Regions from separate parts of the Mus musculus genome. Here regions 2 and 3 are each linked to region 1. Evidence: chromatin contacts called from ENCODE Hi-C or POLR2A ChIA-PET data. All regions are on one chromosome and are shown on one strand. The core of a region is the stretch at or near the end of the contact, and the rest is flanking DNA. Distances in the headings are between cores, read along the strand shown.

Region 1 (3,952 bases), core at 665-3,164:
AGCTGAAAACAACTTAATGCTCAAGTAACATAAGGAAGTACCTTTTAAGATAACCAAACTGAAAGCTACCAGTCTTTAGACTGCCCGTAATTAATGTATCCCACAAAGATCCTCAAAGCAGTATTCATCAAACCAAAACTACACTCTGCTCTTTGGCACCTGATTCCCAACGTCGGAATAGGAGTTGCCACACATCCACAGAAGTAAAAATCACAAACTACACACTCAAACTGCAAATTCAAACAACCATAAATGGTAAACTCATTTAAATTATGAAGAAGCAAGCCATTGATCAAATTCCCAAGCCAGATGTCTCCGAAAAGTCATTAAAACTGTAGATACAAATTCCAGGGGAAAAAAAAAAAGATAAACTTCATCAGCCCAACATTCACAAGTTTACAACATCAAAATTCACTCACCTCCTATTCACATCAAACGCACATCCACTGCGAATATCTGAAACTATTCTCCATCACCAACAGGGGGTGGGGTGGGGGGGTGGGAAGTACCTTTGAGCCTACTTCTAACAGTCTTAAAATATACCCTTCCATTAGCCCTCAGGTAACCCAGGTGCAAGGCTACTGCGGATGCCCTTGGCCTGGGGCCGTCAGAAGCCAATGATGGGGACGGCAATAACCATCAAGAAATCGAGATCCTTTTCCAGCGCTACTCTTACCAAGCAAAACAATCACGGGCCCAGAAAGATGGCAAAGAAAAGTGGGGTCGTTTTAATCCCAAGAGAGGGGCGCATAGGGGTGGGTAGGGGTGTGATCCCGAGAGAAATGGGTGCGAAGGAAGAAAGGAGGGGCGCGGAAGGAGCAAACTTAAGTATCTCAAGCATCTCCCAGACTCAAACAACAAAAGCAAACCCTAGAGTCTGTGCGCACTTAGAAGCACCAGATGGAGTCCCCGGGGTTGAGACAGTTCAACAGACAGACACAGTGGGCAGCGGATAAATCAGGCAGTGACGCGAGGGGAAGGGGATGCTAAGAGAATGAGACACTACATAGGGGAGACAAAGCCTTGGGGGGGGGGGGTGAGGACCAAAGAGAAAAAGGTGAGAGGGGATACACACGAGAAAGACAATGGAAGAAAGAGAACGGCAGTAATCTGGTGCCAGGGCTATGGCAGGTCACCCAGCTACTGAAGAGAGGGATACAACAAAGGGGCACGGGAGGAGGGACAGCGGGCGGAGTGGAGGTGCAGACGGGATGCGGGGCGCGCAGCGGCTCCCACAGAGAGCCTAAGGCGGCGAAACAAAGGGCTGGGGGCAGAATCGCGGGGGGCAGCGCACACAGACAAAGCGCTCCGGCGCCCAGGGCAGCGGCTGGGAGGACAGGCGACGCGGGCCACGCACGGGGAACAAAGCTGCGCCGGGATCCCCGCCAGGCCCGCCGAGGGGGGCGCGCGCCGGGCACGGTGCCTACGGCCCCGCGCGCCGGCCGCACTCCGCCCGCAGCCGCCGGCCTCGCCACCGCCCGCCCTCACGCGCCCGGAGCCCGCTCCACCGCGGCGCACGGGCGAGCCCCGCACCGGCCCGCGCCATCGCGTCGCCGCCCCGCGCCGCCTCCCGAGGCCCCGGCGCGCCGCGCGGCCCCGGCCCGCCGCCTGCCGCCGGCGGTCAGACGCCCGCAACTTTCCCGGTTCCCAGCACTCGCTGCCCCCTCAGACTTACCCTGTCACAACAGGCGCCATCTTCCACAAACTCTCGCCAAAACTCCAACCCTCGCGAGATTCCCCCCGCCGCCTTTCCCTGCTCCTCTCCCCCGCCCCTTCCCTCGGCCTCGCCGATCGCTGCCACCCGGCCCCCGCGCCGTCTTTCCCCGCTTCGCCGCCGCCGCCGCCGGGAGCCAGCCGCCTCGCGCCGCCCGCGGACTAAGGGATCTGCTCACTGCCTTTCCCTAGAAACCTACCCCGCCGATGGAGCATGCGCAGGCCGCTCCTCCGCGGACAAGCCCTCCGAGTAGTCCATGGGGAGCGCTCCGGTTATCCGGGTTTTGGGACGCGCCCTCGGGGACGTACGTGGAGACTGAGGAAAACCGGAGGGCATTACTACGGGGACCGGGACTGGAGGGGTCAGGAGGCGGGGCCCCGGGGCCGGGAGGAGGGGTCCTGGGAAAATGCGAGCGTCTCACAGGCCTAGAGGAGACGCCTCCTCGAGTGGGTGTTTTCCAAGTGGCTTCCCGCTCGCCGCGGGTTCCCAGCCTTTTTCATTCATTCCGACGTTCACTGGACACCTCCCTTATGCTAATCTCAGTATCAGGTGCCGGAGCGGCGGAGATCGGGACAGAGCCCCGGTCCCCGGTGACCTGCCAGCGACTGTCTCCATTCATTTGCTCCCGCACGACCCGCACACGCGGCGAGACAGGCGTGATCGCCGCGTGAGCTGACCCTTCCCAAGAGCTCTGCAGGGGAAAAGCATTAGGGGATAAGCTCTGTGCCTTTCGCCGCTTCTCCCCGATGCGAGCTGGGGTCATCCCGAGGTCAGCCTCGCGCAAAGGTGTCCCCCCTAACCCCCCGATGTTCACTTTGCACCCACACGTCAGAGCCCCGAATGGTTGTCCCCAGAGCCACCACTACAAGCCCGGGCACTTGGGAGCGAGCTACCCGCCCAGCTCCGACTGCCTGGGGAACTCATGGCAGCAGCCAGCTTGCAGGATGTAGGTGTGGGTGCAGACGTGTAGGTAACTGCCTAGAAACAGCTCCTCCGGCGGTGGCCCGATGCTGTCGCCCGATGCTTGTCTTGCCTGGGACACCTCTCGGCAGGTGGTGGCCCGAGACCTGTCCCTCCGGTCCCCTACCTGCTGATCCTCCCTGCTCCCCCCCCCCCCCCTTCCCGGCCCTTTGCTTTCCAAGAGATTTCCCAGCTCCTGCATTGCCTGCCTCCCGCAGGGAGCCACAAAAAACCCGGAGAACTGGATCAGCCCGCCCGAGACCCGCTCCGGAGCGCCGCAGGATTGGCGCGGCGCGCTCGCGCCACTGCGCATGTGCGCAATGCGGGCAGCCGGAGTCTCACGCTACACCTCCTCCCGAGCGCCTTCCACCGCTCGGCTCAGACACAACACGGGCCGTGGGAAATTTCCTAAGCCTCGCGAGAACGCGCTCTCCTACCCACCCCGCGGGCGGCTGGGCGTGCGCCCTACATCGCGCAGAGCCGGGGCCCCGACAGGTGTTCGTCCCGTGCGGCTCCCGGGACGCGGAAGGCAGGGTCCGACAGGCGCCCGCGAGGCGGGGCGGGGCGGGGCGGTGGGCGCGTGGCGGGGAGCGGCGGGCTGAGGCCGCCCCGGCACACTCACGCACGCGCCGGGGAGGCTTCCTGTCGCCCTCCCGAGCCTGGTACTTTCCTGAAATGTGACAGACGTGGTGCCCCCCGCCTCCGGGAGCTGTCAGCCAGCCCCGTGTCGGCTTTGAGTCATGCATCTGAGTCACCTAGTCTGGCCTCCACTTCACTTGCTCTACAACAAGTTTGGATTCCCTTAACTATTCTAGCAATGGTTGGTTTGGGGTTTTTTTGTTTGTTTGTTTGTTTTGTTTTTGTTTTGTTTTTTGTTTTGTTTTGTTTTCCTTTATAGTGTCTTCGATGGCTTTGTGAGCCGGCAAGGCTCCGGGAAAGCTGAGCTTAGCGATCTCAAACGTTTGCATTGTGGTACGAGAACACGATTTAAATAGCTTCCCCTTAGTCTGTTCCTAGCCTTTAAAGGAATCCTACATACATACCAGTTTCTGTCTCCCCTCCCCCCCAGATGACTTAAAACGCCAGTTTTGTTTCCTTCCTCTTTCTATTCTTTTGTAGCAAGCATCCCGTTCTAGGTACTGTTTCATCAGATACGTTAGTGGCTGCTGTTCTCCACGCACCCTTTTTGAATTCATTTACTTGCCCAAGAGCTGTCAGAACCCTTCTTCACTCTGCCACTTTTCAGATTGGCGTGGTGCTGTGTAGGACTAGTGTCTT
Region 2 (3,952 bases), core at 641-3,140, 220 kb before region 1:
TATATGAACTAATAGTGTAGAATCAGAAGCTCCCACACCTACCATGGTGCTAGCACAGACTAAATCAGCCTATTGCTTGGAAAGGGACACATAGGCAGAGAGACTTGTGAAGCTGGGAGGTAGTAGAAATATTGAGGCAATTTCTCTATGCTCCAAGACTCTAACCAGAAGTAACAGAAGGCTGGGTGCAGTCTAGGGTGTAAGGAAGGGAACAGGGAAAATCTCAGAGTTTGCTTCACTCATGACCTATATATGCTAACTGAAGCACCACATTTTGCTTGGCTTTTTGTTGCTATGATAAAGCACTGCCCCAAAACAACTGGGTGTGGGGGGAGTAAAGAATTCATTTGTCTTACAAATTACAGCCTATCACGGAGAAAAGCCAGTGTAGCAACTCAAGGTAGAAACTACGGCAGAGACCCTGGAGGATCTGCTTTCTGGCTTGCTCCCAGGCTCATCATTCAGTACCTTGATAATATAGCCTAGGCTTGCCTGCTTAGGGATGGTACCACCCACAGTGGGCTCAGCCATCCTGTTTCAGTTAGGAATCACGAAAATGCCCCGTGCATATGTCCACAGAGGCAGCTTAGGAGATCAATTTCTCAATTAAGGTTTCCTCTTCTCAGGTGTTTTAAGTCAACAAACAAGATTAATCATCACATACCACACTCAGTAAAGATACACTTAAACAAAACTTTCAACCTACTTAACTGACATTTCTAAATTATAAAAAAAAAAAAGATGTTTACTAAGTACACAAAGGATGTTCAACAAGAGAAAACAAATTACGAATCTTAAAAATAAAAAAATACTCCAACAAAATTTAAAGAATTAACATAATATAAATTTTATCCATCCTGGAGTTAAACTTGAAATCAACAAAAGGAAGAAACTGGAAAGATCTCCCCAAATTTGAAAACTAAACAATACATTTTCTGGACAATCCATGGGATAAAGATAAAGTCACAGAATATACATATTGGCATTATCCATAATCTCTAAACAACCTAAATATCCACCAGGTAAGTACTAACTAGAGAAACTAATGGGAACAGAAGTACTAAAATACCAAGTTTGGATGGATCTCAAAATCCTAACGGGGACAGAAGCATCCACAAAAGTTTTGGTACTGTAGGATTCCATTCACACTACATTCTCATACAGTAAAGCTCTACTGGTTATTCTGTCTACTCGCAGGGCCGAGTCTGTTTAAATGAATTCAATAAACGCTAGGTGGGCACATTAAAAAAAAAATCACTGTAGGGAGAGCAAAGTGCAACAAAGTGACACATTAGAATAAAGCACATGGGATCCCAATCCATCCACGAGAAAGTAAAAAAGAAGGAAGGCATGCTGCTCGTGAGTCCAACATCTAAAAAATAAAAAATAGGTCCCTTAAACGACTACAAGAATAAACGGGAGAAGCCTTGGCCATTCTCTGGCCTGAAGAAGGGCGTGATGAGCCCCACCCATCTTTAAAAAAATACAATTGCCTCACTCCTGGGTCTGAGCAAACAAGGTGCAAGGCTCAGGGAGGGGTTTAAAACAGCAGAAAGGGGTGGAGAGAGCAAAAAGCTCTGGCCTGGGTGAAGGCAGTGTAGCAGGCAGGTCATCCTGCGGCCTGCCGGTCTCCATAGCTTCCCATCAGCCCCGCTTACCCAGGCCTGCCGTTCCAGCTGAGCATACAAATTGGAGCCCTTGAGTTTCTGGACGATCTGGGCAATGATGAGGGACAGGTCCGACTCCTCCTGCAACATTTCCCCTGCCCTAACCCGCCAGCCGCGGGGACGGCCGCCGGCAAGGAAAGAATGCGCTGCAGGGTCCCACTCCTGGCCGCTGACACTTCTCCCGGACCTTTTTTCGGCGGGACTCCTCCAGCGGGCGTTGCCAGGCAACTGCTGGGCCGTGCGTCCGTCCCTCTCTGGTCCCCTCCGCATCTGAAAGACCTCGCACATGCGTTCCGAGGGCGGAAAGAGACCAGGGCCGGGAAGTAGATTTCATTGTTCCTACCCAGTCTGATCGAAAACACAGAACAAAAGCTTGTTCTTCCGCAGCCACAAAGTTTCAGATGTGCAAAAAAGAACCGAGAACGAGGTGGTGTGTGTGTGTGTGTGTGTGTGTGTGTGTGTGTGTGTGTGTGTGTGTTGAAATTTACTATATAGACTCTGTATTATAGAGATTCTTAACTCTTCCACCAGTCAATCTCTGCAGAACACGCCTGTGAACACAATTGCTGCTGGTTACACCCCAAAATTATGGGCTCTGATACTAGCTGTTGCACTTAAGCGATGTATTTAAATTGCAGAATTCAATTTACACCAATTGGCAGGATGTTTTGATAGTTGGCTGAGGTAAGAAGCAATTCATGAAGTTGCACGCTTGTTTCCTTTGCGACTGTTTCTATTCTCTAGGCTTTATACAGCAGTGGTTCTCAATCTTCCTAATGCAGCCACACTTTAATACAGTTCCTCATGTTGTGGTGAACCCTAATCATAATTTTTTTGCAGCTTCTTCATAACTGTAATGTTGCTATTGTTATGAAACACATATAAATATATGTGTTTTTCAATGGTCTTTTTTTAAAGGAAGTCTTTTTTAAGAGTTTATTTATTTAATGTATATGAGTACACTGTCATATGGTTATAGATGGTTTTGAGTCACCATGTGGTTGCTGGGAATTGAACTCAGGACCTCTGGAAGAGCAGTTAGTGCTCTTGACCACTGAGCCATCTCTCCAGCCCTTTTTCAATGGTCTTAAGCAAGTCCTGTGAAAGGGTGGTTCTTGGGAACTGCTGTTCTAGAATCTACAATCATATCCTGGTATTAGTCTCCTTTCACATACAAATTAACCAACAACAATTACTAATACTTTTTTTTTTAGTATTCTTAATTTTAAAATGACTAAGATCCTGACTGTCCTTGTCTTTAAGAAATCTACCATCTAGATTTCTATGCATTCATTCCATCTTTTAGACATGGTCCAACTTTCAGTTTATCGAGCATTTACATACAAGGAACTGTGTGAGCACAAATATTTAATAAAATACAGTTTGTGTCCTCAAGGAAATATATGAAACATAGTTATAATTAGAAGTAACTGATTTAACTAATTGAACGTTAATCCAAAGGCCAATAGTAGGTCAGCAAACGCCCTAAGGTGTAATTATACATTAGAATACACATTAGAATAATAGAATAATTAGAATACACATTAGAATAATATCACCAAAATACTTACGGATTAATTTTGGTTTTGTGTGTATACATATTTTTTAAGCACAGCAAGAGTAGAATTTCAGGAAAACAGGCTGAGAATGCTGAAAAGGCTAGTTTAGCCTAATTACATTGAACGTTAATGAGCTTAAGAGTCACAAGAGGTTTTGTTAAATCAAACTCGAGTTCAGATTCAATAGGCCTCCAGTGAGATCTGTTCATTTGAATTGCTGACAGTGGCCTGAAGATTGAAATGCTTGGGATCCAAGAGCAAACTCTAAATAGGGAAGGGACAAAAGCAGCTAGACAATAGGAACTCAGTGAGATTGGACACCTGCCATCTAGGTACATCTCCCACATACTGGCATTTGTCACACCATCACAGAGATACCGTGAAGATAGATACAGATTCTAGATAATCTGCCTGGTCTGCCCGGTTCAGAAAAACCCAGGCAGGAAAGAGATATCGTACTATCTTTGTTTCTTTACAAAACCTTCTTCCTCAACACAGAGTGTCTCAGGCCTGTGGGTGAATATAACACTATTTTTTGTAGTTCCTTCAAGTCAATAACCCACCTGATCATGAACCTGATTAAAGCAACGTGGCCTTGAACAACAATAAAAAATAAAAATGGTGGTAAATGCTCCTTTGATGTTGCAAATAAAGGGATGATATGGAGAGAGATAATCATGCTTGCCTAGGCTTAGGAGAGTCTTGGGGCAAAGAAGCAAGACTCCC
Region 3 (3,952 bases), core at 790-3,289, 140 kb after region 1:
GGTTGTGCTGGAATTCCCCCTGTTCCTGGGCTGAGAGGCATCTGCAGGCCTTTTCCTTTCTGTCCTGTCTTAGAGAGTGGAAGAAGACCCCTAACAGCCACCACTGGCCTACACACAGAGACACAGGCAGACAGACAACACACACACACACACACACACACACACACACACACACACACACACACACAGCACATTGGCTGTGCCCCTTCTTCTCCAAGAGTCAGCGTTAAGTGAGGTCAGGTTGGGACCTGACATTTGCAGTTCCCAGAAGCCATGGGAGCTGCGGGTCACGGCCCTCGCTCTGAGAGCCCCTCTCTTGCAGCATGTCTGGGCCCATCGGGACTTCCATTATTTCTCACTTGAATTACTGCAAAAGCCTAGTTGGAATTTATATATTTTTTAAAAATAATTTTTGGGGATTATAGTATATCATTTCCCTCTTTCCTTTCCTCCCGCTGGACCTTCCCACGTGTGTGGCCACTTCAGGGAAACCTAAAAAACAATAGACTTTTTGGGTAAAATCCTTTTCGAGGCCATTGGGGAAGGCTGGAGTAGATTCCACACACACTTACCTGGGGACATTTTAATGGATTTTCCTTCTATTGCTCAGGAATTGGCTTTACCTTTGACCCTGAGTTCTTGGATTTGCTGTTGTTTGCTTGGCTGTTTTCTATTGGTTTTGTTTTGTTTTGTTTTTCCAGAACCTTCAAAATATCTATGAGCTGTCCAATATTATTTGGGGAATAAGTTATTATACTTATCTTACTCTCTGTGTGCGTGCATGGATGCTTGTGCGCATGTGTGCGCGCTTGGGCTTATGTCACAGCATGCCTGTGGAGGCCAGAGGACAGTTTGCAAGAGGAGTCAGTTCTGTCTGTGTGGGTACTGGGGATCGAACTCAGTTTCCCCAGGCTTGGCAGCAAGCGCCTTTACCCACTGAGTCCCCTCGCTGACCCACAAAACCAGTGACTCAGCTTTACCGTTTGCAACCAAGAACTCTGTGTGGTTCATCCTTCCGCATGGCAGTGAGTACAGGCCTCTCACATGCTTACGTGATGCAATCGCTTGTGGACAGACTGCTGCTCTGGCTCACAGTCCCCTAGAGGACCAGACCTCCTGGGCCTGCTCCTATCAAGACTTAAGCTCACTTAAGTGTGATGCCCTTGCCTCCTCTCTGGGCCTTTGACTGGCTGTTGTTTTATGGAGAACGTTCCATTTGGATCCTCTGTGATTGGCCTTGCTTCACGGACAATAGCTTTATTACGGGAGACTCTTTCCTGACTATGCTATCTAAGATGGCTGACACCCCACAGAGTCTGACTTTCTACTGCTCATTTCATTACCATGAATTTTTTTTCTTATCGAGTTGCTTCCTGTGTGCCCTTACTCCACGATCCCATGAGTTTTATTTGCAAGTATTTTCTCTCAGGCTATTGTTTGTCTTTCCTTTTTCCTTAGTGTTGTTTTGAGAACCACAAATGCTTTTACTGTGAAGGGATGAGACAATTGCATGCCCTTTGAGATTTATCCTTCATCACCCACTCGCTCTTCCCCAACTTGAAGTCTTCAGTGTAGAAGTTGCTTGTGTGACCTTGCGCTGGGCAAAACCCATATCTCCAGGATCATTTTTTAAAAAAACTATCAATCCCTGGCTCTCACCAGCAGTTCCCAAGACCACTGACCAGTGTGTGAGAAGTTGAGTACTTCCCACAAGTCCACTCTGGTTATGGGGCTACAGAATTGAGCTTCCCATGAATAGACCCACCTCTGGGGGCCTGTGTGTGCTGGCACATCATTCTGGGTTTCATTTGGCTCTTCTTAGCTCCCTGCTGGGAGCCCTGAGTGCTCCGCAGCTGTTCCAAGAACTGGCTGCTCCTGCACTGCTCCTAAGCAGATGCCGCTAGCAACTGGTGCTTTCGGGCTCAGGACAGGGGAAACGTACTCCGAACGGGGAAGTTTCCCTTCTAAGAGCTGACAGAGCTTCTCAGCAGTGGGCAAGGAACATCATGAAACGGAACATTGAGCTTTGATGAACTGCAAAGCCTGGGAGAGTTAAGCTGAGAGTCAACGGAGACCTTCTAATCTATATAAACACCCGGTGATCAGATTCCCACCCAGCTTGGGGCCTTATTTGGTTGGAGTTTCTGACTGCCTCTCACAGGAAGTTGGGTTCTGAGCTAGGCAAACTGCTCTGGTTTTCTGGTCAGCTGTCTAAAAGAGCTCCCCTCAGGCATTCCCCATCATCGTGGGCATGGGTCAGTTCCCAAACTCAGGTCTTGTGAACATGGACCCTCCTGGGCCTCTGCTCCCAGCTTCTTCTCCCACATTGAGACATGGTCAGGAACTCTCTCTCTCTCCCTCCCTCTCTCTCCCTCCCTCTCTCTCTCTCTCTCTCTCTCTCTCTCTCTCTCTCTCTCTCTCTCTCGTGTGTGTGTCTGTGTGTGTGTGTGTGTACAAGATGACTGAAGCCTGAAGCCTGGAGCAGTGGGTCAACATTGCCTTGGGTCCCTGGTGCTCATTATTGGGACAGAAAGAGGAGGCAGGCTATTCAGAGGTATTAGGAAGAAGTAAACAGACCTTTCTGTATAATAATGTCCCTTGGACATTTGCAAACATTGCAAACTTTGGAAGTTGGGGCTGGGACTAGAAGTATGACTTCTGTTTAAACACTCTCTTCACTCTGTGGCTCTTTTCGGATTTCAGGGGTGGCAGCTGGCACACACCCAGCTAATCAGGATGTTGGAGACAATTATAGAATTAGTAGAAATGGGACTGGATTGGATGGAGCCTTTGAGCCTCCAGGGAAGACGCGATAACTCCGGCACTTATTGGCAGCCATCTTGTGACCATGAGTGGAGTGCAAACCTTAGAGTGGAATCAACACATGAAAGACAACCAGTTCTAGAGAGACAACATGAGTTTGATCCTGATCTCACCCTGTGACCACCTGAACCAGGCCGTGCATATTTGAGTCAGGCACCCTTATAAAAATCACATTTCTGCCAAGGTCTGTTCGGTGCAGGTTTACTGCCATGTGGAACTGAAAGGCCACACACAGTAACCCTTCAGTGACACTGTGGTCACTCATGCATTGTGCCTGTCACTGAGCAACTGTATAGGTCTCTAATTCCATATTGGAGCAGCTTCAGTACCTGGAGAATGTGGTTCAAGGCCATGGACACATGGGTTGGCACATACTTGTGTGACATTTCCCAAGTCCTGTTGCAAGGGCTCTGGTTCTCTTCATTCATCTATGTCAACACTGTCTGTGAAGATGGGAATCAGAGGCACAGAGAGGAAGAGTATACACAAACTCACACACCCTAAGTCAGGATGCATTGCTATGGAGCTGTTGAGCCCTGGACGTGCTCTCAGCCTCTACCTTACTATCCAGTGACCTAGAGAGAGAGAATAGAAGTGCCCGGTGGGTCCATGGGAGCACTGTTGTAAGATACAATGTTTAGACTATTTTTCATTAATTCAAAAAAAAAAAAAGCTAATATAGAAAAATGTGAATGAAAGGAGATTTTCGGCCAGACAAATCCAGGCAGTTTCGTTTGGTGATGTTGGGGATGGAGCCATCTATGCAAGTCAAGCATTCTACCAACTGTGCTATATCCTCAGCCCTAAAGTAGAGGTGAAATCTCATCCCTTGCACCAACTAATAAATGGGGGGAGTAAGGAGGAAATATGTCTAATATATAACATATGCAAATATGGAACTGTTCTTGTGTAATCCAGGATCATCTGCAATGAAGATTTTTAAAAGTCTTTTTAAAGGCTTCTCTCCCCCCCCCCCCGTGTGTGTTTATGTGTGTGTGTGTGTGTGTGTGTGTGTGTGTGTGTGTGTGTGTGTATGTATGAAGATGGTTCTGACAGTCAGAGAACTTAGTTTGGAACCTCAAATCCACTACTTGTTGGCCAACACAGTGATTTTAGGTTTCAAAACCTA

What was found. Hi-C counts contacts between places; a loop is a spot of excess contacts on that map. ChIA-PET counts read pairs that join two places held with the same protein, here RNA polymerase II (POLR2A).
Region 2: a map of heart shows a loop between it and region 1 (4-fold over the local background). The contact joins the promoter of Tbc1d19 here to the promoter of Rbpj in region 1. A Hi-C loop is called at or near these places in 1 of 37 maps with a recorded cell type or tissue (heart). POLR2A ChIA-PET finds 5 or more read pairs at or near these places in 1 of 5 experiments (embryonic stem cell).
Region 3: POLR2A ChIA-PET joins it to region 1 with 10 read pairs in embryonic stem cell. The contact joins the enhancer-like site here to the promoter of Rbpj in region 1. POLR2A ChIA-PET finds 5 or more read pairs at or near these places in 4 of 5 experiments (Patski and embryonic stem cell).

What each region holds. Positions count from the first base shown.
Region 1 is chr5:53,588,448-53,592,399 of GRCm38, reverse strand. Rbpj (recombination signal binding protein for immunoglobulin kappa J region) reads right to left here and starts at 1,914. Exons shown (of 11, transcript NM_001080927.2): 1 at 1,676-1,914. The coding sequence starts at 1,695.
Region 2 is chr5:53,807,565-53,811,516 of GRCm38, reverse strand. Tbc1d19 (TBC1 domain family, member 19) reads right to left here and starts at 1,890. Exons shown (of 21, transcript NM_144517.4): 1 at 1,659-1,890. The coding sequence starts at 1,757.
Region 3 is chr5:53,449,103-53,453,054 of GRCm38, reverse strand. No RefSeq gene overlaps it. Among named protein-coding and RNA genes, the nearest start is that of Gm40304, 96 kb to the left of the region's middle. Within about 2 kb of position 2,039, at least 1 of the 3 ENCODE cell types and tissues checked has a DNase peak (open chromatin) inside an H3K27ac peak, as active enhancers do.